2 separate regions of the Homo sapiens genome follow, and region 2 is linked to region 1. A link is an interaction called in ENCODE POLR2A ChIA-PET data of the cell type or tissue named here. Cell type or tissue: GM12878. All regions are shown on one strand. Links, peaks and the distances in the headings refer to the core of each region. The heading gives the core; the rest is flanking DNA.

What was found. Peaks named below come from ENCODE experiments on the same cell type or tissue, not always from the same donor. Only the 100,000 strongest peaks of a DNase experiment are listed, where the experiment ranks them.
Region 2: POLR2A ChIA-PET joins it to region 1 with 5 read pairs; 5 of 35 experiments call an interaction of 5 or more read pairs at or near these places.

The regions. Positions count from the first base shown.
Region 1 is chr20:63,719,383-63,734,602 of GRCh38, forward strand. ZGPAT (zinc finger CCCH-type and G-patch domain containing) reads left to right here. Exons shown (of 7, transcript NM_181485.3): 3 at 13,837-13,970; 4 at 14,205-14,357. Among named protein-coding and RNA genes, the nearest start is that of LIME1, 9.7 kb to the right of the region's middle. RefSeq lists enhancers at 9,072-9,391, 9,227-9,726, 12,424-12,967, 12,968-13,510. In GM12878, for the core only: no CTCF peak of the experiment used is centred there; DNase peaks (open chromatin) are centred at 8,119, 9,109 and 11,569; H3K4me3 peaks cover 1,707 bases; H3K27ac peaks cover 5,359 bases.
Region 2 is chr20:63,880,560-63,889,357 of GRCh38, forward strand. TPD52L2 (TPD52 like 2) reads left to right here. Exons shown (of 7, transcript NM_003288.4): 5 at 2,160-2,261; 6 at 8,631-8,679. Among named protein-coding and RNA genes, the nearest start is that of DNAJC5, 10 kb to the right of the region's middle. RefSeq lists enhancers at 371-540, 1,082-1,251 and a silencer at 5,673-5,843. In GM12878, for the core only: no CTCF peak of the experiment used is centred there; no DNase peak of the experiment used is centred there.

The DNA of each region.
Region 1 (15,220 bases), core at 4,753-12,752:
TTATGGAACTTTATGCATACATTGATGTGCTTCATGGTGTAGCACAGGTCCCTTGGGCTCTAGGCATTTTTCTTTGTTCTTTTTTTCTTTCTGCTCCTCATTTTGGATAAATTCAGCTGACCTGTCCTCAAGTTCACTGTTTCTTTCTTCTTCCTTCTCAAATCTGCTGTTGAAACTTCTGGTGAAATTTTCACTACAGTTACTGTACTTTTTAGCTCCAAAGTTTCTATTTGGTTTCTTTCTGTAGTAATTATCACTTTACTAGTATTCTCTATTTGGTTAGACATGGTTCTTTTGTTTTCCTTTAGTTCATTATCCATGGTTTCCTTTATTTTTAAATTTCTTTTTATTTAGTTATTAATTTTTTTTTTTTTTGAAGCGGGGTTTCACTCTTGTCACCCAGGCTGGCAGGCAATGTCACAATCTTGGCTCACTACAACCTCCGCCTCCTGGGTTCAAGTGATTCTCCTGCCTCAGCCTCCCAAGTAGCTGGGATTATAGGCATGTGCCACCACACCCACCTAATTTTTGGTATTTTTAGTAGAAACTGGGTTTCACCACATTGGCCAGACTGGTCTTAAACTACTAACCTCAGGTGATCTGTCCGCCTCAGCCTCCCAAAATGCTGGGATTACAGATGTGAGCCACTGTGCCCAGCCTCTTTTTTTAGTGTATTTAAGGTAATTGATTGAAAGTTTTTGTCTAGTCATTCAAATGTCTAGGCTTCCTCAGGAACAGTTTCTATTAATTTCTTTATTTTTAAAAAATTTTTTTTAATTTTCTTTTTTTTTTAGATGGAGTCTCACTCTATAGCCTAGGCTGGAGTGCAATGGCTTGATCTTGGCTCACTGCAACCTCTGCCTCCTGGGTTCAAGCGATTCTCCTGCTTCAGCCTCCTGAGTAGCTGGGACTATAGGTGCGTGCCACCACTCCTGGCTAATTTTTTGTATTTTCAGTAGAGACATGGTTTTGCCGTGTTAGCCAGGATGGTCTCGATCTCGTGACCTCATGATCCTCCTGCCTCGGCCTCCCAAAGTGCTGGAATTACAGGTGTGAGCCACCGCGCCCAGCCTATTTTTTATTTTTTGAGACAAAGTCTCCCTCTCTCACCCAGGCTGTAGTGCAGTGGCACAACCCTGGCACACTGCAGCCTTAACCGTCCAGGCTTAAGTGAGTCTCCCACCTTAGTCTCCTGAGTAGCTAGAACTACAAGCATGTGCCACCATGCCTGGCTGGTTGTGTTGTTACTGTTTTAGACACAGGGTCTTGCTACATTTCTCTGACTGGTCTTGAACTCCTGGGCTCAAGCAGTCATCCCACCTTGGCCTCCCAAGGTGTTGAGATTACAGGTGTGAGCCACCGCACCCGGCCTGTTAATTTCTTTATTTCCGGTGAATGGGCCACACTTTCTTGTTTCTTTGCATGCCTTGTAATTTTTTGTTGAAACCTGCACAATTTGAAGATGATAATGTGGTTACTTTGAAAATCAGATCCTCCGCCCTCTGCAGGGTTCATTGTTGCTGTTTGTTGTGGATTGTCGTTTCTCGTTTGTTTAGTTACTTTCCTGACCTTTTTAAATAAAGATTATATTCTGTCAGGGGTGCTTGTTTCTGTTCTTTTAGGTTAGTGGTTAGCTTGTGCTTTGAAAGAGATTTCTTTAAATATCTAGTGGCAAAAAGGATAAAGAGGCCGGGCGCAGTGGCTCACGCCTGTAATGCTAGGACTTTGGGAAGTGGAGGCGGGTGGATCACTTGAGGTCAGGAGTTTAAGATCAGCCTGGCCAGTATGGTGAAACCCTGTCTCTACTAAAAATACAAAAATTAACCGGGCATGGTGGCACCTGCCTGTAGTCCCAGCTACTGGGAAGACTGAGGCAGGAGAATCGCTTCAACCCAGGGGGCGGAGGTTGCAGTGAGCTGAGATTGCGCCATTGCACTCCAGCCTGGGCAACAGAGCGAGACTCTGTCTCAAATAAAAAAAAAAAAAAAAAGGATAAAGAGTGTCTTCCATCCTTTCCAGGTTGCCTCTGTACTGGGGCAAGTCCTTCAGTGTCCGCCAGGCTGTTCACGGCTTTTCCTCAGCCTTTACTTCTTGCTCCCATGGAGCCTAAGGATGAACCAGAGGTGAAAGTTGAGGGCCTCCTCAGGTGTTTCTGAGCCCCTGTCTAGCCCCAGCTGTGTGCATGGCCTTCTGGATTTCCAAGCATGAACAGGAGCTTTCCAAAGCCCTTAGACCTTCATGTAGCTCTTTTCCCAGCCTCTTCCTTCCTAGGCTTTTCTGTCAGCTCTTTGCCCATCTGTTGTTGTCCCTCCCCCACAACTTCAGGTAGTATCTACCTGTAAATGCCTTCAGGCCAGGCGCGGTGGCTCATACCTGTTATCCCAGCACTTTGGGAGGCCGAGGCGGGTGAATTGCTTGAGGTCAGGAGTTCGAGACCAGCCTGGCCAACATGGTGAAGCCCCGTCTCTAGTAAAAATACAAAAATTAGCTGGGCGTGGTGGGTGCCTGTAATCTCAGCTACTCGGGAGGCTGAAGCAGGAGAATTGCTTGAGCCTGGGAGGCGGAGGTTGCAGTGAGCTGAGATCGTGCCATTGCACTCCAGCCTGGGCGACAGAGTGAGACTCCATCTCGGGGAAAAAAAAAAAAAAAAAATGCCATCAACAGCACGACCCTGGAGGCTGCCCCAGCCCTGAGAGAGTTCGAGGGGGTGAAACAAAGGCAAGCCCTTCAGGGAGACACTAGAAAGATCCAAATGCATAAGCAGGATTCCTTGAGAAAAGGTCTGTATCATCCCTTCTGACACCAGCAAGCCACATCAGAAATACAGGTTGCCTTCCCCATGGCTACATGTGAGCTGGTAGTAGTGGCTGAGCAGAAATAGCCCAGCTGTCCTCCTGAAATTTAGCAGGGTCTTACTTCATTGAGCAGTCATCTGGTTCGTAGACACCAGAGTTACAGAAAAGTTTATTGGGAGGTTTTGACAGTTTAATAGAAAAAAGTTTATTGTGACAGTTTTGACAGCTGAATAGAAAAAAGTTTATTGTGACAGTTTTGACAGCAGAATAGTTGCTTTGCTGGAGAGACGGATCTTTGGAGCTGCCAACTCCATCATTTTGGTGATATCCAGCTCTGTTGCTGAATTTTTAGCTATGCTGTTTTAAGTTATTTTCTTAGTGGTTGCTCTAGAGATGACAATGTACATCTTTAACTTACCACAATGTACTTCAGATTATTACTAACTTAACACTTAAAGTACAGCATTTTTTTTTTTATGGAGTTTCACTCTGTCACCCAGGCTGGAGTGCAATGGTGTGATCTCGGCTCACTGCAACCTCCGCCTCCCAGGTTCACGCCATTCTCCTGCCTCAGCCTCCTGAGTAGCTGGGACTACAGGCACCCCCACCACACCCGGCTAATTTTGTATTTTTAGTAGAGATGAGGTTTCACCATGTTGGTCAGGCTGGTCTCGAACTGCTGACCTCAGGTGATCCGCCCATCTTGGCCTCCCAAAGTGCTGGGATTACAGGTGTGAGCGACTGCACTGAGCCTAAGTATGGCAACGTGTCTATAACATAGATCTACTTCCGTTGTACTATGACATAGTTCCCCCTCCATTTTCCTATAGCACAGTCCCAACCTCCCTTTTCCTCTGACATAGTTCCATCCTCCCTCCTCCTATGACGTCCTCCCTTCTCCTCTGGCATAGCTCCATCCTCCCTTCTCCTATGACACAGCTCCATCCTCCCTTCTCCTCTGACATAGCTCCATCCTCCCTTCTCCTATGACACAGCTCCATCCTCCCTTCTCCTCTGACATAGCTCCATCCTCCCTTCTCCTGTGTCATAGCTCCATCCTCCCTTCTCCTCTGACACAGCTCCATCCTCCCTTCTCCTCTGGCATAGCTCCATCCTCCCTTCTCCTATGACACAGCTCCATCCTCCCTTCTCCTATGACACAGCTCCATCCTCCCTTCTCCTATGACACAGCTCCATCCTCCCTTCTCCTATGACACAGCTCCATCCTCCCTTCTCCTATGACACAGCTCCATCCTCCCTTCTCCTCTGGCATAGCTCCATCCTCCCTTCTCCTCTGACATAGCTCCATCCTCCCTTCTCCTCTGACATAGCTCCATCCTCCCTTCTCCTCTGACATAGCTCCATCCTCCCTTCTCCTCTGACATAGCTCCATCCTCCCTTCTCCTCTGACATAGCTCCATCCTCCCTTCTCCTCTGACATAGTTCCATCCTCCCTTGTCCTCTGACATAGCTCCATCCTCCCTTCTCCTCTGACATAGCTCCATCCCCTCTTCTCCTTCATGTATTATTGCCATATATACATTTATGTATGTTATAACTTCAGCTCTTCAGCGTTATAATTATTGCTTCAAAAGTATTTTGAAAGAAGTTGCCTGGAGGCAGTGGCTTATGCCTTTAACTCCAGCACTTTTGGGGGCTGAGGTGGGCAGATCGCCTGAGCCAGGGAGTTGGAGACCAGCCTGGGCAACATGACGAAACCCATCTCCACCAAAATTACAAAAAATTAGTCTGGCATGGTGGCACGCGCCTGTAGTCCCAGCTATTTGGGGGAGGATCCCAGCTAAGGTGGGAGGATCACTTGAGCCTGGGAAGTCAAGGCTGCAGTGAGCTGAGATTGTGCCACTGCACTCCAGCCTGGGTGCAGATCTTATCTCAGAAGTAAAGGGACTAGGAATGGTGGCTTTTATCTCTAATCCCAGCACTTTGGGAGGCTGAGGTGAGTGGATCACCGGAGGTCAGGAGTTTAAGACCAGCCTGGCCAACATGGTGAAACCCCGTCTCTACTAAAAATACAAAAAGTAGCCGGGTGTGGTGGTGGGTGTCTGTAATCCCAGCTACTCGGGAGGCTGAGGCAAGAGAATCGCTTGAACCTGGGAAGCGGAGGTTGCAGTGAGCAAGATCGCACCACTGCATTACAGCCTAGATGACAGAGCGAGACTCTGCCTAAAAAAAAAAAAAAAAAGAAAAGAAAAGAAATTAAGATCTGGACACTGTGGTTCATGCCTGTAATCCCAAAGCCTTGGGAGGCCAAGGCAGGAGGATCACTTGAGGCCAGGAGTTCAACACCAGCCTGGGCAACATAGCGAGACTCCATCTCTATTTAAAAAAGAAAGAAATTCAAAGAGAAAAAAAGTATACTTGTTTTTTTGTATCATCCATATTTTACCTTTCTTTTTTTTGCCCCTTTTTCTTTCCTGTGAATTTGAGTTACTGTCTAGTGTCATTTCCTTTTAGTCTGAAGAACTTCATTTAGAATTTTTTTTTTTTTTTTTTGAGACAAAGTCTCACTGTGTTGCCCAGGCTGGAGTGCAATGGTGCAGTCTCAGATCACTGCAACCTCTGCCTCCCTGGTTAGAGTGATTTTCCTGCCTCAGCCTCCCAAGTAGCTGAGACTGCAGGCACCTGCCACCACCCCCAGCCAATTTTTTTGGTATTTTTAGTAGAGACAGGGTTTCACTATGTTGGCCAGGCTGGTCTCGAATTCATGACCTCATGATCTGCCTGTCCTGGCCTCCCAAAATGCTGGGATTACCATGAGCCACCACGCCCAGCCCATTTAGAATTTCTTTTTTTTTTTTTTTTTGAGATGGGGTCTCGCTCTTGTTTCCCAGGCTGGAGTGCAGTGGCACGATCTCGGCTCACTGCGAGCTCCGCCTCCCGGGTTCACGCCATTCTCCTGCCTCAGCCTCCCGAGTAGCTGGGATTACAGGCGCCTGCCACCACGCCCACCTAATTTTTTGTATTTTTAGGAGAGATGGGGTTTCACCGTGTTAGCCAGGATGGTCTTGATCTCCTGACCTCGTGATCCGCCCGCCTTGGCCTCCCAAAGTGCTGGGATTACAGGCGTGAGCCACCGCGCCCGGCTAGAATTTCTTGTAGGACAGGCTTGCTAGCAACCAATTCAGTGTTTATTTGGGAATGTCTTTATTTCAGCTTCATTTTTTGAAGGATAGTTTAGCTGGCTATAGAATTATTAATTGATCATTCTTTTCAGTGTTTAAAAGTGTCATCATGCTACCTTCTGGGTTCCATTGTTTCTGATGAGAAGTCATCTGTCAAATTGTCCCTTTGTACTTGAAGAATTATCTTTTTTTCTCTTGATGTTTTCAAGATTTTCTCTTTGTCTTTGGCCTTTAGTAGTTTGTGATGTATCTAGGTGTGGATCTCTTGGTGTGCATCGTATTTGGGCTTCAGTAAGCCTCTTAGATTCATAGATTAATGTTTTGTTTTGTTTTACCAAATTTGGAGAGTTTTTACTCATCATTTCAACAAATTTTTTTCCTGCCCCTCTCTCATCTCCTTTTGGGAGTACCACTGCATGTATGTTGGTGTGCGTTCTCTAAAGCTTTTTTTTTTTTTTTCCAACCTTTTTTCTCCTTATTCCTCAAACTGGATTATTTATTTATTTATTTATTTATTTTTTAATTTTTTGAGACGGAGTTTTGCTTTTGTTGCTGAGGCTGGAGTGCAGTGGCGCGATTTCGGCTCACTGCAACCTCCACCACCTTCGAGGTTCAAGCAATTCTCCTGCCTCAGCCTCCTGAGTAGTTGGGACTACCGGAGTGTGCCACCACCATGCCCAGCTAATTTTTGTATTTATAGTAGAGACGAGGTTTCACCATGTTGGCAAGGCTGGTGTTGAACTCCGGACCTCAGGTGAACCACCTGCCTCAGCCTCCCAAAGTACTAGGATTACAGTCGTGAGCCACTGCACCCGGCCAGGATAATTTTTAATGAATTTTTTTCTTCTGCCATCTCAAATCTGCCGTTGAGTACATCTAATTAATTTTTTTTTTTTGAGTCGGAGTCTCACTGTGTCGCCCAGGCTGGAGTGCAATGGCGCGATCTTGGCTCACTGCAACCTCCACCTCTCAGGTTCAAGTGATTCTCCTGCCTCACCCTCCCAAGTAGCTGAGATGATAGGCGCCCGCCACCACGCCCAGCTAATTTTTTTGTATTTTTAGTAGAGACAGGGTTTCACCATGTTGGCCAGGCTGGTCTTAAACCCCTGACCTCAGGTGATCCGCCCGCCTAGGCCTCTCAAAGTGCTGGGATTACAGGCATGAGCCCGGCCTTGAATTTTTTTTTAATAGGCTTTTTGTTTGTTTGTTTGTTTGTTTTTGAGATGGAGTCTTGCTCTGTCGCCCAGGCTGAAGTGCAATGGTGCAATCTCGGCTCACTGCAACCTCCGCCTCCCAGGCTCAAGCGATTCTTATGCCTCAGCCTCCCCAGTAGCTGGGACTGCAGGCACCCTCCACCACACCTGGCTAAATAATTTTTGTAGTTTTAGTAGAGACAGGATTTCACCATGTTGGCCAGGCTGGTCTTGAACTCCTGACTTCAGGTGATCTGCCCACCTCGGCCTCCCAAAGTCCAGGGATTACAGGCATGAGCCACTGCTCCTGACCATGGCTTTAGTTTTTAGAGTAGTTTTAGGTTCACAACAAAATTGGGTGGAGGATACAGAGATTTCACATATACTCCAGACCCCCACACATGCAACAGCCCCTCCCCACAACACCATCATGCTCCCTCACCAGACTGGTACGTTTATTACAATCCATAAACCTACACAGACCCATCATTGTCACCCAAGGTCCATAGTTTACATTAGGGCTAACTCTTGGTGGTGTACATTCTATGGACTTTGACACATGTATAATGACAGGCATCTACTATTGTGGTATCAGACAGAGAAGCTTCACAACCTCATTCTCTGTACTTTACCTGTTCATCCTGCCCTCCCCACTACATTCACTAAAAATGTCCTTTCAGTGATTGTCCTTTTTAACTCTGGAATTTCCATTTGATTTTTTTTTTTCTTTTTTTCTTTTTTTTTTTAGACAGAGTCTGCCTCTGTTGCCCAGGCTGGAGTGCAGTGGTGCCATCTCGGCTCACTGCAACCCTCTGCCTTCTGGGTTCAAGCAGTTCTCCTGTTTTAGCCTCCCAAGTAGCAGGGAGTACAGGCTCATGACACCACGCCTGGCTAATTTTTGTATTTTTAGTAGAGACGGGGTTTCTCAATATTGGTCAGGCTGGTTTTGAACGTTTGACCTCAGGTGAGGCACATGGTGAAACCCCATCTCTACTAAAAATATAAAAGTTAGCTGGGCGTAGTAGCTCACACCTGTAGTCCCAGCTACTCCAGAGACTGAGGCCTGAGAATTGCTTGAACTTGGGAGGTGGAGGTGCATTGAGCTGAGATCATGCCACTGCACTCCAGCCTGGGTGAGAGAGTGGGACTCGGTCTCAAAAAAAAAAAAAAAAAAAAAGGATTCTCTATTTCCTGAATCATTGCCATCATATTTTCATTTAATTATTTGAACATACTTATAGTAGCTGCTTTGAAGTCTTTGCTAAACTCAACATCTGGGCCCACTCAGAGTCAGATTATATCAACTGCTTTTTTTCCTAAATATGGATCATGGTTTCCTGTTTACCTGTCTTATAATTTTTTTTGTTGAATACTGGACATTTCAGATGATCTATGTCTGGATTCTGAGTTGTTTTCCTGAGTCTTGTGTTCTGTTTGTTTTAGTTAAGTTGTTTGGACTTAAACTGCAAAACTTGCCCACCCACCCCTGCAGCCTCTGATATCTCTGCTCAGATTTTTAAATTCTTTTTTTTTTTTTTTTGAGATGGAGTCTTGCTGTATTGCCTAGGCTGGAGTGCCAGTGGTGCCATCTCAGCTCACTGCAACCTCCACCTCCTGAGTTCAAGCAATTCTCCTGCCTCAGCCTCCCAAGTAGCTGGGATTACAGATGTGTGCCACCATGCCTGGCTAATTTTTTGTTTTTTTAGTGGAGATGAGGTTTAACCGTGTTAGCCAGGATGGTCTCGATCTCCTGACCTTGTGATCCGCCCACCTCGGCCTCTCAAAGTGCTCGGATTACAGGTGTGAGCCACCACGCACGGCCTTAAATTCTATTTTTTAGTCTGGCTTCCTAGCAGTTGCTTCTGTGTTTGCATATGGTAGTGGTCAGCCAGGGATTTGGGCAAGAGGGTGTGCTCAAACACTCCTAACCCAAAAGGCTCCCCACCACACCATGTGGTTTCAGAGCACGTTGTGAGTTCAGCCAGCCCCTCTCTCTTTGCTTTCACTTCACCCTGGCCTCTCTTGGAGCTCCCAACACCTGCAGTGGTTTCCTCAAGAGCCAGGCCCTTCCTGGGAGAGCTGAGCCCTTCTGTGGCTCTCATTTTCAGAGTCTTCCTGTTAAGTATCTGGCTGGCCCAGTGCTCACTCCAGCTGGGATCACAGCCCCAAATGATCAGGGCTGTCAGTTTTCTTTGTAAGTGTTTATCGAGTCACCACTTTTAACTACGAGGCCTGGGTTTTCCCTTCTGTCCCACATCCACCTCTGCTGCTGCTGGTTTTTGCAGCCAGCCTTGACCTGGTAAATCACTCAGATTTGCTGACTCAGGAGTAGGAGCCAGGGGCAGCCCCAGGTGCAAAGGCTGTAGACTTCCCAGTATTCTGGCCCAAGGCCCAACATTTTTCAAGAAGAATCTCTTCTCAGTGAGTTCTCAGCTTTGGTCAGTTTCCAGAACTCTGAAAAGTTCTAAATCAGTGAGTTTTGATAATTTTGTCTAGTTTTAGATTATTTTTTCTTTTTTTCTTTTTTTTTTTTTTTGAGATGGAGTCTCACTTCGTCACCCAGGCTGAAGTGCAGTGGTGCGATCTTGGCTCACTGCAACCTCTGCCTTTTGGGTTCAAGCGATTCTCCTGCCTCGGCCTCCCGAGTAGCATAATTATAGGCGCACGCCATCACACCGGCTCATTTTTAAATTTTTGGTAGAGGTGGGGTTTCACCACGTTGGCCAGGCTGGTCTCAAACTCCTGACCTCAAGTGATCCGCCTACCTCAGCCTCCCAAAGTGCTGGGATTACAGGCGTGAGCCACCGCTCCCGGCCCATATTCGATTCAACGACCTCTCTACTTGAGTGTGGCTGGAACTCAGAAGCTTCTTTTAGTTTTAGATGTTGTTTGTTTTCAGGGTTAAGTCTTTACTAATTCTGGAATGTATTTCTGTCAATGCTGTGAGGTAGGTGATTGGGTTGGGATCTTTTATGTATGAAAACCCAGTTTTTAATTTTCTCTTGTGAAATCCATCGTCTTTCTCCTTGCACCCCATCTGTGATGCTTCCTCTGCCACACGAGGCTTTCTGTGTGAGGGGGGGCTCTTCCTGGAGGCTCTCTTTTGCTCCATTGATCGATTTGCCTGTTCTCTTGGTTTTCAGTTAACTTCATGGATATGCCATTAACTTCTCTCCATGGTTAGAAATTTAGGTTATTTCCAAGTTTTTCATATTTGGTTAATATCTTTGTGGCCAAATCTTTACATACATTCTCCTTAAAAATCATGTCACTGAGGCGGAAGGATTACATGAGCCCAGGAGTTCAAGACCAGCCTGGCCAACATGACAAGACCTTGGCTCAACAAAAAGATTCAAAAATTAGCTGGCATGGTGGCACACTCCCATAGTCCCAGCCACTTGGGAGGCTGAGGCAAGAGGATTGCTTGAGCCCAGGAGGTCAAGGTTGCAGTGAGCTGTGATCCTACCATGCACTTCAGCCTGGGCAAGAGAGCAAGACTCTACTGCGCACACACACACACACACACACACACACAAAATAATAGAAGCACTTTCTGGGTTAAAGAGTTTACAAATTTCAAGGCTTTTAATATTGTCAAATATTCTAGAAGAGGTTTTACTAATGATGGTGTGGGTGTGCTGAAGGGGCGTATTTAATCGAATTCACTCTGGGTTTAACCCTCTCTTTTTGAACATGTTCTCAGTCTCCTTTCAGCCAGTCTCTGCTGCAGTGCATTTGAGGCACAGTCCTGTAGCCCCTGGCGCCCCCGGTCATTGGCAGGGCCCTGTGTGCCTAAGAACAGTAGGCACTAGAAGGAACCGCCCAAAATCCTGGCCTGGGGAGGTGTACGAGGCCACCTTTGTCTACGCATGAGACAAAATCCCTGTTCCACCTCACTCTGCTCCACCCACCCGTTCCTACTGGAAAGACAGCCTTGGCTCCATGTCACGGGCTGAAGGCCTGTCCTCAGTTGCTCCTTTTTTGTTTTTTTGAGACAGTCTCACTCTGTCTTCCAGGCTGGAGTGCAGTGACACAATCTCTGCTCACTGCAACCTCCGCCTCCCGGGTTCAAGCGATTCTTGTGCCTCAGCCTCCCGAGTAGGTGGGACTATAGGCACGCGCCACCACACCCGGCTAATTTTTGTATTTTTAGTAGAGACGGGTTTCTCCATGTTGGCCAAGCTAGTCTCGAACTCCTGACCTCGTGATCCACCCGTCTCGGCCTCCCAAAGTGCTGGGATTACAGGCGTGAGCCGCTGCACCTGGCCCCTCAGTTGCTTTTGTGGGGTTGAAAGAACTTCCTTTTTGAAACGATGGCATGGCAGCAGTGGATGGCGGTTGGTTTTTCATGTCTTTATTTGGCAAAGTTGAAGATTGCAGTTCTGTCTGTCCCCACATTTCCTCTTCATTCTCTCTCTCTCTCTCTCTCTCTCTCTCTCTCTCTCTCTCTCTCTCTCTGTGTGTGTGTGTGTGTGTGTCTCGGTTTTGGTTTTAATTTTACTGGTTCACTGATGCCTAAAAGTCAAGGCATCACTATTTCATAAGCAGGTTCTCCTAGTTTGGGGGAGGACTCAGTCATGCACATACACACCCCCAGCACATCTGCCTTGATGCACTGGTGCTGTGGCCTGTGCAGTAGTGAGGCTGTGGGAGCTGCTGTCAGAAGGCTGCTGCCACACTGTGACTCCAGCAGAGGCGATGGGACACACGGGGCATATTCTGGAGCAGCCAAGTCCATCCCGAGAGAGAATGCGGGTGTCTGTGTGTGTGATGTGTGTGAGACTGTGTGTGTGTGTGCATGTGCATACATGTGTAAAGTGTACAGTTGGCCCTTGTGTGTGTGAGATTGTGTATGTGCATACGTGTGTAAAGTGTACAGTTGGCCCTTGGTGTGTGTGTATGTGTGCATGTGCATACGTGTGTAAAGTGTACAGTTGGTCCTTGGTGTGTATGTGTGCATGTGCATACGTGTGTAAAGTGTACAATTGGCCCTTGGTGTGTGTGTGATTGTGTGCATACGTGTGTAAAGTGTACAGTTGGCCCTTGGTGTGTGTATGTGTGCATGTGCATACATGTGTAAAGTGTACAGTTGGCCCTTGGTGTGTGTGTGATTGTGCATATGTGTGTAAAGTGTACAGTTGGCCCTGTGTGTGATTGTGTGTGCATATGTGTGTAAAGTACAGTTGGCCCTTTGTGTGTGTGAGATTGTGTGTGCATACGTGTGTAAAGTGTACAGTTGGCCCTTGGTATCTGCAGGTTCCATATCCATCATTTCAACCAATCTCGAGTTGAAAATAATTGGGGAAGAAAAGGATGGCTGCGTCTGTACACTGTATAACAACTATTTACATAGCATTTACATCGTATTAGGTACTGCAAGTAATCTAGGGATGATTTAAAGTACGTGGGAAGATGTGCGTAGGTTATATGCAAACACTATGTCATTATATATAAGGGACTTGAGCATCCTTGGATTTTGGTTTGCACAGGGGGTTTCCCATGGATACCAAGAGACTACGTGTGTATGCAAGTGTGAGTGTGTATATGCATGTGTGTATATGCATGCCATGTGTGTGCATGTATGTGTATATGCATATATGAGTGAGTGCACGTGACAGTCTACACGTGAGGGTGCATGTGTGTGCGCGTGTGGGTGACTGCATATGTGTGTGCATGTGTGGGTGCGGGTGCATCTGTGTGTGCATGTTTGGGTGCGGGTGCATGTGTGCGTGCACGTGTGTGTGGATGAGAGGTCGCATGTGTGTGGGTGAGGGCGTGTGTGTGTGCATGTGTGTGGGTGAGGGGGCATGTGTGTGCACGTGTGTGGGTGAGGTGTGTGTGTGCATGTGTCAGGGTGTGTGTGCGCGCATGTGTGTGGGTGAGGGCCTGTGTGTGCGTGTGTGTGGGTGAGAGATGTGTGCGCATGTGTGTAGGTAAGGGTGCTTGTGTGCGCATGTGTGTGGGTGAGGGCGTATGTGTGTGGGTGAGGGCACGTGTGCGCGCGTGTGGGTGAGATGGCGTGTGCGTATATCCATGTATGACTGCATCTGTATTTGCATGAGTTCATGTGTGAGTGCATGTTTATACGCGTGTCAGGGTCTCTGTGTATGTGTATGACGTGTGAGTACATGTGTTAATGTGTGTGTACATGTGTATATGCCTGTGTGCATGTGTGTATGCATGTGTATACATGTGTACTTGTGTATGTGTATATGTGTATGTCTGTATATGTGTGTGTATGCCTGTGTACGTATGTATATGCGTGTGTGTATGCATGTGAGTGCATGTTTATGCGTGTGTATGTGTACTTGTGTGTGCCTGTGTGAGTGCATGTGTGTGTACATGTGTATATGCGCGTGTGCGTATGCGTGTATGTGTACGTGTGTATATGCATGTGTGTGTATATGCCTGCATGTATATGCACAAGTGTGTATATATGTGTATGTGTGAGTGTATGTGTGCATGTGTATCTGTATGTGCGTGTGTATATGTGCATGTGTGTATGTGTGCGTGAGTGTGTGCATGTGTGTGTGTATGTGTGCGTGTGTATGTGTGTGCGTGAGTGTGTGAGAGTGTGTATGTATACGCACGCGTGTGTGTCTGTCTCCCTCAGGACAGTGCCCAGGCGGATGGGTCAGTGCTCCTGGGTTGGTTTGCCCCTGGTGGCCCATGTCTGAGCCCTGCCCCTTACGGCTCTGTCTGCAGGTTCTCCCATGGGCAGGTGGTCTCTCTGGATGAGCTGCGCCCCTTCCAGGACCCAGACCTGAGCTCCCTGCAGGCCGGCTCTGCGTGTCTGGCCAAGCACCAGGATGGCCTCTGGCACGCAGCACGCATCACCGGTGAGGCTGGCCGTGGGGGCCTCCCGGGAACACCCTCCCAGGCCCCACGTGTGTTGTCACTGTGTGGCTGCTCCCTGCTTCCTTTGGGTTGAGTGTCGGGACTCTGGCTCTGGGCCCGAAATGAGCACACCTACCCTCAGCCTCTGCCCTGCCTTGCTCCTCATGTCCAGGGTGGTTCCCTTCAGTGGCACCTGCTGTCAAGGATTCTGACCTGCAGCTTGTCTCTGCCCCCAGATGTGGACAACGGCTACTACACAGTCAAGTTTGACTCGCTGCTGCTGAGGGAGGCCGTGGTGGAGGGGGACGGCATCCTGCCCCCACTGCGCACAGAGGCCACAGAGTCCGACTCAGACAGCGACGGTACGGGTGACTCCAGCTATGCCAGAGGTATGGCAGCAGCTGCGGAGCCCAGGAGCCAGGAAGGTGGGGTCACCCTGAGAGGCTCCTGGCCGGTGAGGGCACCAACCATCTAACCAAACTATTGGAGAGTGTGTGACTGCGGCGAGGGTGCCACCTGTGCCTGAGGAGGCCGTGTGGGTAGGGGTAGATCCGTGGCGGCCTTTATCTTCAAGGAGTGTGGGTGCAACAGCTACAGTCTCATTGATGGGAGGCCATGGTCGTGGCTGTGGCCATGGGAGAGGAGGGGCCTGGAGTTGCCGAGGAAGTCACAGAAAATGACCAACTGATGGGGCCTGGAGTGCAGGAGGGGCAGCTCCTCTGCATGGCTTCTCAGACTTGGGACCTGGGTGCCTGGGATCCTGGCAGACAGAGGTTGTGTCCAGACAGCCAGCATGGAAGTTTCGGGAATGGGAACTGGTGGGCAGTGTCCAGCTCTCCAGAGGGGTGTGTGTATGCGTGTGCGTGTGTGTGTATATATGTGGGAGGTCACCTGACCCAAGCATGGCGGGCTGAGTCCAGGAGGGGTCTGCATGTTGGAGGTGTACCCAGGGATCAGTGATGGTGGTTTCTGAAGCCCCATGTCCCTGGTGAAGGAGGACTGAACCAAGGACTCTGTGAGGGCAGGTGAGGCGCTCACAGCCTCGCGAAGGTGGAGAAGGGCAGGGGCAGGAGAGGGCTGCGGAGGAGGGGCCACGGTGCAGCAGGCCGTGGGGACTGCCATGCACTCTGCCTGGTGTCACATGCCCACAGCAGCCTCGGTGACGAGAGCACGGAGCCCAAGAGGTGGGGTGTCGTGGCTCTGCCCAGGATCTGAGCTCATTGGTCAAAGCCCGGGTCACCATGCACAATCC
Region 2 (8,798 bases), core at 156-8,155, 160 kb after region 1:
ATTTCAGGGAAAATCAAGGTTAAAGATGTCTTCAGAATTTGTATTTTTGGGCTGGGCACGGTGGCTCACACCTGTAATCCCAACACTTTTGGAGGCTGAGGCAGGCGGATCACGAGGTCAGGAGATCGAGACCATCCTGGCTAACACGGTGAAACTCCGTCTGTACCAAAAATACAAAAAAATTAGCCGGATGTGGTGGCGGGCGCCTGTAGTCCCAGCTACTCGGGAGGCTGAGGCAGGAGAATGGCGTGCACCCGTGAGGCAGAGCTTGCAGTGAGCCGAGATGGTGCTGCTGCACTCCAGCCTGGGCTACAGAGCAAGACTCTGTCTCAAAAAAAAAAAAAAAAGAATTTGTGTTTTTGAAACTAAATATAGCAGGTCATTAGTTACTTATAACTGGTGTTTTATTAATAAAAGAAGAAAAAATTTAAAAACAGCCATGATTCCAGCTGCACGGAGCCTGGATGGGAAAGTGCATCCTCTGGGCTGAGCACGGTGGCTCACACCTGTCATCCGAGCGGGCTGGGCGCAGTGGCTCACACCTGTCATCCCAGCACTGCGGGAGGCCGAGGCGGGTGGATCACCTGAGGTCAGGAGTTCAAGACCAGCCTGGCCAACATGGTGAAACGCTATCTGTACTAAAAAGACAAATTTAGCAGGGCGTGGTGGTGGGTGCCTGTAATCCCAGCTACTTGGGACGCTGAGGCAGGAGAATCTCTTGAACCCGGAGGCGGAGGTTGTAGTGAGCTGAAATTGCACCACTGCCCCCCAGCCTGAGTGACAGAGCGAGACTTTGTCTCAAAAAAAAAAAAAAGAAAGAAAGTGCATCCTCTGGTAGGCCTTGGGCCGGGGGCGGGCATGAGAGAGCTGCGCTGGGATGCGCTGCCAGGGCACACTTGGTGGGTCACACACTCTTGTCAACTGTTTGGGGGCTGGAGAGTAGTAGCACTCAGCTCACACGGGCCTTCTGCAGGGAGTGGTGGGAGGGCCTGTGAGTAAGGGCTCCGGAAGGCCCATCATTGGGACCTGGTGCCGCCAGTGGGAGCAGGAGGAGCCTGTGCCTTCTCTGGCGCCAGTCATCCCAGATGCCACTCAGGGCTTGGCTGGGTTTGCCAGCTCTCCAGGTTGGCACTGGTAACGCCAAGATGGTCCTGGGAGCCCATCTCCATTCAGCCTCGAGTTCCCTGGCTTCACTGAGGGAGGAGCCGTGATAAGGTGGCTGTGGGTTCGCATTTTGGACTTTGTTATGTCAGAGTCTGCTGTGTTTTGTGTTTATGGTGGCAGCTGGATGAGGGCCAGCGACTTCAGGTGTTGACTGTCATGGTGGGCCCAACAGTATCCCTGCAGCCACAGCATCCTGCCTGCTGCCCTTTGCCTGTCCTGCAGACGCCAAGGCCCTAGAGCTTTGCTTTGATGGGATGTACCCATGTGGGTGGACACTGGAGGGAGCTGGAGGGGATAGAAGCGGGGCCTTCACTAGGGGCCAGGACAGACCCTTGCACTGTGAAAAGAGGCCTGGGAATGGAACTGTCCGATGTTCTGAAGGCACACGGGGCCCCGCCGTCTGGAGCAGGGGCACCTTGCGGGCTGCATGGCCACTCTGTGACGCTCGTTCCCCACAGACGTGGTTGAGCTTGCATTTTCTCCCCTCAGCACAGTCTCATTTGGGAAGAGGAAAGGGAAACTTGCACGCATGGGCCGGTCAGGGCACTGAGAGGCCTTTCTGCTCTGGCACTGCCTGCCAGGCGTGCACCTCAGGGGGCCCGTCCGCTCTAGCAGGCAAATGGGGCGTGTTCTCTGTAGTCAGAGGGGCTGTGAGAAGACAGGAAAGCGAGCTTAGTGGGTATCAGGCAAGGGGGTGAAATTGGGTTGTGAGATGAGAAAGCAGCGTCATTGCAGGGCTGGGGGGCCGAGACTCGGCAGGGTCGCCGAGAGCTCAGTGAGCGAGCAATGCACAGGCGGCTCCTCGCCGCAGGGGCCTCTGGGGGCCGAGGGGCTCTGGGCCTGCACCCCCTCTGTAGACACCTGGCGAGTGTCCACCCCTTGGCCCAGCTCCTTTCCTCAGTTTTCCTCGGGCGTGCTCCCAGTGCTTTGTTTGCTTGGCTGTGGGTGGTGACCCGCCCATGCTGTCTGGTTGATTTAACTGGTGTGTCTTCCAGCTACAAGAAGACTCAGGAAACTCTTTCACAGGCAGGACAGAAGACTTCAGCTGCCCTGTCCACAGTGGGCTCTGCCATCAGCAGGAAGCTTGGAGACATGAGGTGAGACGCAACCCTGACTCTGCTGCCCTGAGACCTGGCCAGGAGTGAGGTGAGGTGTTGGAGGTGCTACAGGAAGCCTGCCTGGAGATCAGGGCTCAGATGCACTGGCTCAGGGATGTGGCCATCCATCATGGCCCCGACCAGTCTGTGTGCAGACCCTTGCCTGGGAGGTTCGTCCATCCCCGTTGGCTGCTTTTCTGCCGTTGCTGTGTTCTTCAGGGAGGGTTGGCTGCCAGTGCTGTTGGGTAACTTGTGGTGCTCGGGGTTGGTGAGGGAGGAGTCTGCACCTTGAAGCTTCACTGAGTGGCAGCGACTCCAGCCCAGGGGTCAGAGTCAGGTCAGTGTGGGACGGCAGTCCTCCACCATCTCTAGGACAGGGGCTCGGCGTGGTACTTCCTCAGGCTGTTTCCCAGGTCTCAGAAAGTGCAGTCAGACGCCAGGAGGCCCTGAATGAGCCTTCTCTCCCAGAGGCTGGTGAAAGCCTCCTGGCCATCAGAGGTCCCTCAGCAAGCAGGGCTGGGGCCAAGGAGTGAGCAGGGGGCCGGCGCTTTGTGGCTGGCATGTTTGCTCTTCCTTCCCTGTTCTAGGCTCCCTGACTACAGCATGGTGATGAGGGGATTGAGCCAGAAGCCTGGGTATGATGCTTGGCTGGGCTACCTCCTGGCTGGGCACCCCAGCTGGGCCTCAGGCACGCCTTCTTTCACAGGGGTTGTAGGAGTGGATGATATAGGTTGTCACCATCAACAGCATCCTGGCCCCAACTTCTGGGTGCTGCTGCCCACCCTGCCCTGACCCCTTTCCCATTCTCAGAACTGGTCTTCTGGCTTTTGGATCTCAGGGAGTGCCTCCCTGTAGCTCTGACCCAATCCTGGCAAAGATGGGTGCAGGCTTCCTAAAGGACCGGTGTGTGGAGCACAGTGCTGACCCCACCCAGCCCTCCCCTCTTCCCCTCTTGTGGCCCCTGCAGGATTCAGAGATACGTACATCTCCTGCTGGGCTGCCTGCCTGCCTGCCTGCCTGCCTCCCTGCCTGCCTGCCTTAGGTTAGGTGTGTCCTGCCTCCCCGCCTGTGGTTGCCAGGTGGGGGTCGTCCTGCGCCAGTGCTTTCCCCTGACCACTAAGCCACAGGCCAGGACACAGACGGCCACACACACCCAGGGACCCACCCTGCCAAGCAGAGGGGATGGCCACTGCCCAGGAGCTGTGCCCACTTTTATTTTTGTTTTTTTGAGGTAATCTACCTTCCCATCCCTGCAACTTCTATTTCGAGAAGTTTTAAACCTCTGGAGAAGCTGCAGTCATCAGTATGCAATGTGTGTGTTTCCTCTGTGCACCCTCACACGCCCAAGGCTCCACACTCCCCAGCAGCTGTGACTTGGGGGGGTCCTTGTGGGGCACCCTACAAATGCAGGTCTTCCCTACCACTGCTGAGCTTTGGACCCAGGAGGGACCCCCTGAGTTTCAGCTGAACTCAGCCTCGCAGGGCTGTTTTCTTCCCGAAAATGCTGGTCTCACCACAGAGCATCTTCAGGAAGTAACAGGTGTTTGTTGTGCCTAAATTATGCCGGCCATCAGGAGGCGTTTGCCCACTCTTAGTGTCCACACTCCCTTTTGAGTTTGTTCAGACCATTGTGGTGGAAATCCAAGGGGCACGTGGAGCCCTTGGCACTGATTGGAATAGCCGTGCACAAGCCAGTCCTAGGGTTTTGATCTGGGCATTTGTTTGTATGGCCTGTTTTTCTCTGGAAGCACAGGGACACGGTCCTGGTTCTCTGTCTGCTCCTCCTTCTCTGATGGGGAGAAAGGCTTTCGCTCTCTGCTCAGTCCTGGGGTTGGCAGCTGACCCGTGTCGTGTAGCCTCAGGGCATGGCTGGCAGTGAGCAGAGTTCCTGTTGCAGTGACGCTGGCACAGCTGTCAGTGTGCCCAGCCACACTGTGCCACGTGTTTGCACGTGTGCCCTGGTACATGGGGCCAGCTGGGGGAGCGGGGCCTCAGGCTGACCTGGGACGAGCCAGCTCGCTCCAGTTGGCTGGCCGTGTTCACGGTGCCCGTGGAGGGTCCTGTTTGCTGGTGTGTCTTGCCCTGCTTGCTCCTCCATTTATGTTTGTAGTGGTGGTGGGAACTCTGACGTCTGGAGCCCCTGGTGTATCCCCATCATCTCCCCAAGCAGTCACAGGTGGTTTCTGAGGTCTGGGCCCATTCACCTCGAGTTAGAGACTGAGGTTGAGAGCTCACTACTTCCTGAAAGTGAAAATTGGGTTCTGGGAGGTTTATGTCATGAGTTTAGGGCTGGATGAACCCCGGCGGACCCCTGCTAACTCTTGGGCGGAAGCCCCTCTGGACAGCTGCCCAACGCCCGTGTCCATGATGGGCCTGTCCCAGGGCAGCCCCGGTCTGTGAGGCCTTTGGTGTGCCCTGGGGCATGGGTGATGGGGATGGGAGGAAGGGAACTGGATTCAGGTCAGAGTGGGGGTTTACAGCAGGGTCAGGTCACCGTCTGACTCCGTGGTCTCAGATGAGGCATCGGCCCTCTCAGGACCTCGGGCGAGTTGAGTGTTTCTCAGTTCTTCAGTGGCTCCCTCCATGTCAGAGTGGGCCTGGCTGCAGTGAGTGGCAGCAGCTGCCCTTGGACACACAGGTTTCCAGGTTGGCGTCTGTGGGCACGGATGGAGCGCAGAGCAGAAATGCTCGGCGCCAAGGGTGTCCCACATCCTCCCACGGTGCGTGTGCTCCCTCAGCTGACGTGATTTGGGGAACACGGGCCGCTCTCGTTCTGTGGAGCTGGCCAAGCCCAGCTGTCATGCTGTGGCACATTTCACACCTTTGCGCTGCTGGATGGGGCTGGTTGTGCTCCAGGTGCTGTGGCTTCTCCAAACAGGTGTGCCTTGGGGCATAAGGCGTGGACAGGGCGTGGACCCAGGGGCCTCTTGGGCACAGCCGTGAGGCTGAGCAGTTGCTAGTCATGATCTTGCGAGAGCCTCCTGTTGAGTCAGGACTTGAGGAGACTGGAGACAGTGCTGCTGTCCCCGGTGGTGTGCGGACTGGAGGAGCCGTCCTGGAGGGTCTTCCCCTGCTGGGCCTGACTGAGCACGAGCAGGGGGCCTCCCCTGGGGCTCCCCGAGGAGGGCTGTGAGTGGGTGCTGGCCTCCCTTGCTTACACTTCGTTTCCTCTTCTCTCCTGCTGCCACCTTCCAGGGCTCATCCATTTTCACACTCCTTTAGGTAAGGCTGAGCCTGGACACACCTGTGGAAGACTTTTCTCTGAATTGGGGCAGGGTGGACTCCGGCAGGGCCCTTGGGCGGCTGTGCTAGTAGAGGGCAGTGAAAGTGGGATCACCCCTTCCAGGACAGCAGTGCCAGCCAGGTGGTTGCTGCATCTCAGGGAACAAAGCAGCAGCGTGGGATCGACGCAGAGGCCCCCCGGAACCCCCCGGCCCTTCTGTGTCCCCTCCTCGTGCTTCCCTTCAGGCTCACAGACCGCCTGCTGCCGGGTCTGTGAATAACTGGCCTGGCGTCCAGGCCTGAGTTTACTCCTGAAAAGGAGCTTTTTTTTTTTTTTAGACGGAGTCTTGCTCTGTCGCCCAGGTTGGAGTGCCGTGGCGCGATCTCGGCTCACTGCAAGCTCCGCCTCCCGGGTTCACGCCATTCTCCTGCCTCAGCCTCTCCGAGTAGCTGGGACTACAGGCGCCCGCCGCCACGCCCGGCTAATTTTTTGTATTTTTAGTAGAGACGGGGTTTCACCGTGGTCTCGATCTCCCGACCTCGTGATCCGCCCGCCTCGGCCTCCCAAAGTGCTGGGATTACAAGCGTGAGCCACCGCGCCCGGCCTTTTTTTTCTTTTTTTTGTTGGAGTCTCGCTCTATCACCAGGCTGGAGCACAGTGGTGTGATCTCGGCTCACTGCAACCTCCAGCTCCCTGGTTCAAGCGGTTCTCCTGCCTCAGGCTCCTGAGTAGCTGGGATTACAGGCATGAGCCACCACGCCTGGCTAATTTTTGTATTTTTAGTAGAGACGGGGTTTCACCATGTTGGCCAGCATGGTCTCGATCTCCTGACCTCGTGATCCACCCGCCTTGGCCTCCCAAAGTGCTGGGATTACAGGCGTGAGCCACTGCGCCGGGCCCTCAAAGGAGCCTTTTCACGTGGGAGGGCTGTGCCGACTCTCACCACCTTCCTGTTCAACATCTGTCCTGTTTCCTTGTTTTCCTTCAGATGGAGTTTTGTCTTGTTTACTACCCGAGAGCCCATAGGTGTGCCTCCCAAAGGGCCCTCCTGCAGACCAGAGCAAGCTCCTCTAGGCCAAGCCGGGGCGCCGCCAGCACGTGCCCTTCTGCTGGAACCGGGAGGTCTAGAGCCAGGCCCAGAACAATCTGTGATTTCTTGTGTTTTTACTTGACTTGGTGGTTTCTCTTTTGCCAAAAGGTCCTTACTTGACTTCTGAAGGCTGTTTGTACCAAATACTTTTCAAAAGCCCAAGCCTGGTCTCCTCACAGCTTCCTATGGCAGTGCTCTCCCCCCTCCCAGTGCTATGCGCTGGGCAACTTGGGGTGCCCCCCATGAGGCCAAGGGAGGACCCTGGGGTCGAGTTTCCTTCGGGGGCATTGTGTGGAGGGGCAGGCAGCTCGCTCCAACTGCTGGGAGTGGGGGAATCCCAGCTCTGCCCATCCCTGCCAAGTTGGGGTTGTGTGTGGATCTTGGTGTTAACTCTTGCTTCCTTCTCTGCTTCTGCCATGCTTCCAAGCAGCAGCTACTCCATCCGCCACTCAATAAGTATGCCAGCCATGAGGTAATGTATGCCTGCTCGCTGCGGCTCCAGAGCCGGGTGTCTCTGGTGGGGGTTGGGGCAGCTCCCGCCGGTTACACCTTGCCCTTCCCATATTCCTGGATTAATTGAGGACTCCATTCCCTTGGCAACCTCTGATGACTAAGGGCCGGTAAAAACCCCCTCTAGGCTGACGAGGAAGAGCTGGTAGGGGGTCAGGCTCTTCACCTGCAGCCTCCAGAGGAGATCCTTGTGTCAAACTGGGCCGTGTCCTTTCCAAGTCCTGACCCTGGCTGCCTGCAGTGGGTGGGGTGGGGTTCGAGGGGCTCGCACACAGATCCTGGCACTTGCCCTGGTGGGCTGTCACTCAGGACACTTCACGGTCTCAGCCTTCACGGAAACACCCAGAGCTGTGGTCCTTATTCTGTGCCTGTCAGGCACCACCCTGATTCTCAGGATTCTGTGCCTGTGCCGTGAGGCACTGCCCTGATTCTCAGGAGAGCCCAGAACTGTGGTCCCTATTCTGTGCCTGCGCCGTCAGGCACCGCCCTGATTCTCAGGAGAGCCCTGTTCTCCTTGTGGGGACTCTGGCTGGGTGTCGCAGACGTGCTGGCCTCTAGAGTCCCCGGGCCTGGGAGGGGTATCTGTTTGTGTGGGAGGGACTGAGTGGGATGGAGCTGGCCTGCTTTCTCCTCTTGTCTCCTTATCACTCTGCTGTCCCAGAAGTGTCCTTGGTCTTCCGTTTGCTTCTCTGAGAGATGTGCATGAAGAACTGCACAGACTTTTCATAACTTCAGTACGAGAGCCCAGGGTGTCCCTGTAGGGGACAGCAGAGAGGGGCCGACAGCCCCCCAACTGCGCAGACTTTTCATAACCTCAGTACGAGAGCCCAGGGTGTCCCTGTAGGGGATAGCAGAGAGGGGCCGACAGCCCCCCAACTGCACAGACTTTTCATAACCTCAATACGAGAGCCCGGGGTATCCCTGTAGGGGACAGCAGAGAGGGGCCGACAGCCCCCCAACTGCGCAGACTTTTCATAACCTCAGTACGAGAGCCCAGGGTGTCCCTGTAGGGGATAGCAGAGAGGGGCCGACAGCCCCCCAACTGCACAGACTTTTCATAACCTCAGTACGAGAGCCCGGGGTATCCCTGTAGGGGACAGCAGAGAGGGGCCGACAGCCCCCCAACTGCGCAGACTTTTCATAACCTCAGTACGAGAGCCCGGGGTGTCCCTGTAGGGGACAGCAGAGAGGGGCCGACAGCCCCCCAACTGCACAGACTTTTCATAACCTCAGTACGAGAGCCCGGGATGTCCCTGTAGGGTATGACAGAGAGGGGCCGACATCTCCCCAGCTGCACAGTCAAGGGGTTTCCAGTTGCCTTGTGTGACGTCTGGACCTGTCCCTGTGGTTGTTGGGCATGGCCGACCTCACTTTTGACCTGGGGAGTCTCCGGAATGACCTGGCTGTCTCACAGTTTTGCCATGAGATCTTGGGATGTTGTTAGGGACCCTTTGGAGGCTGGCCCTAACCCTGAGGCCCTTCCGAGTTAGGAGAGCAGCACAACCCTCTCCTCTTGACACCGACACTCTTCCCTCTCTCTTTAAAGGAACTCTGCGACCTTCAAGTCGTTTGAGGACCGAGTTGGGACCATAAAGGTAATTGTACCTGGACTGTTTGATGGTCTTGGCAAGGTGTGACCTGTTACAGCAACTTGTTTATTATTAGTCATTTAGTTATGGTAGACTCACATACAGTTGTGGGAAGTAATGCAGAG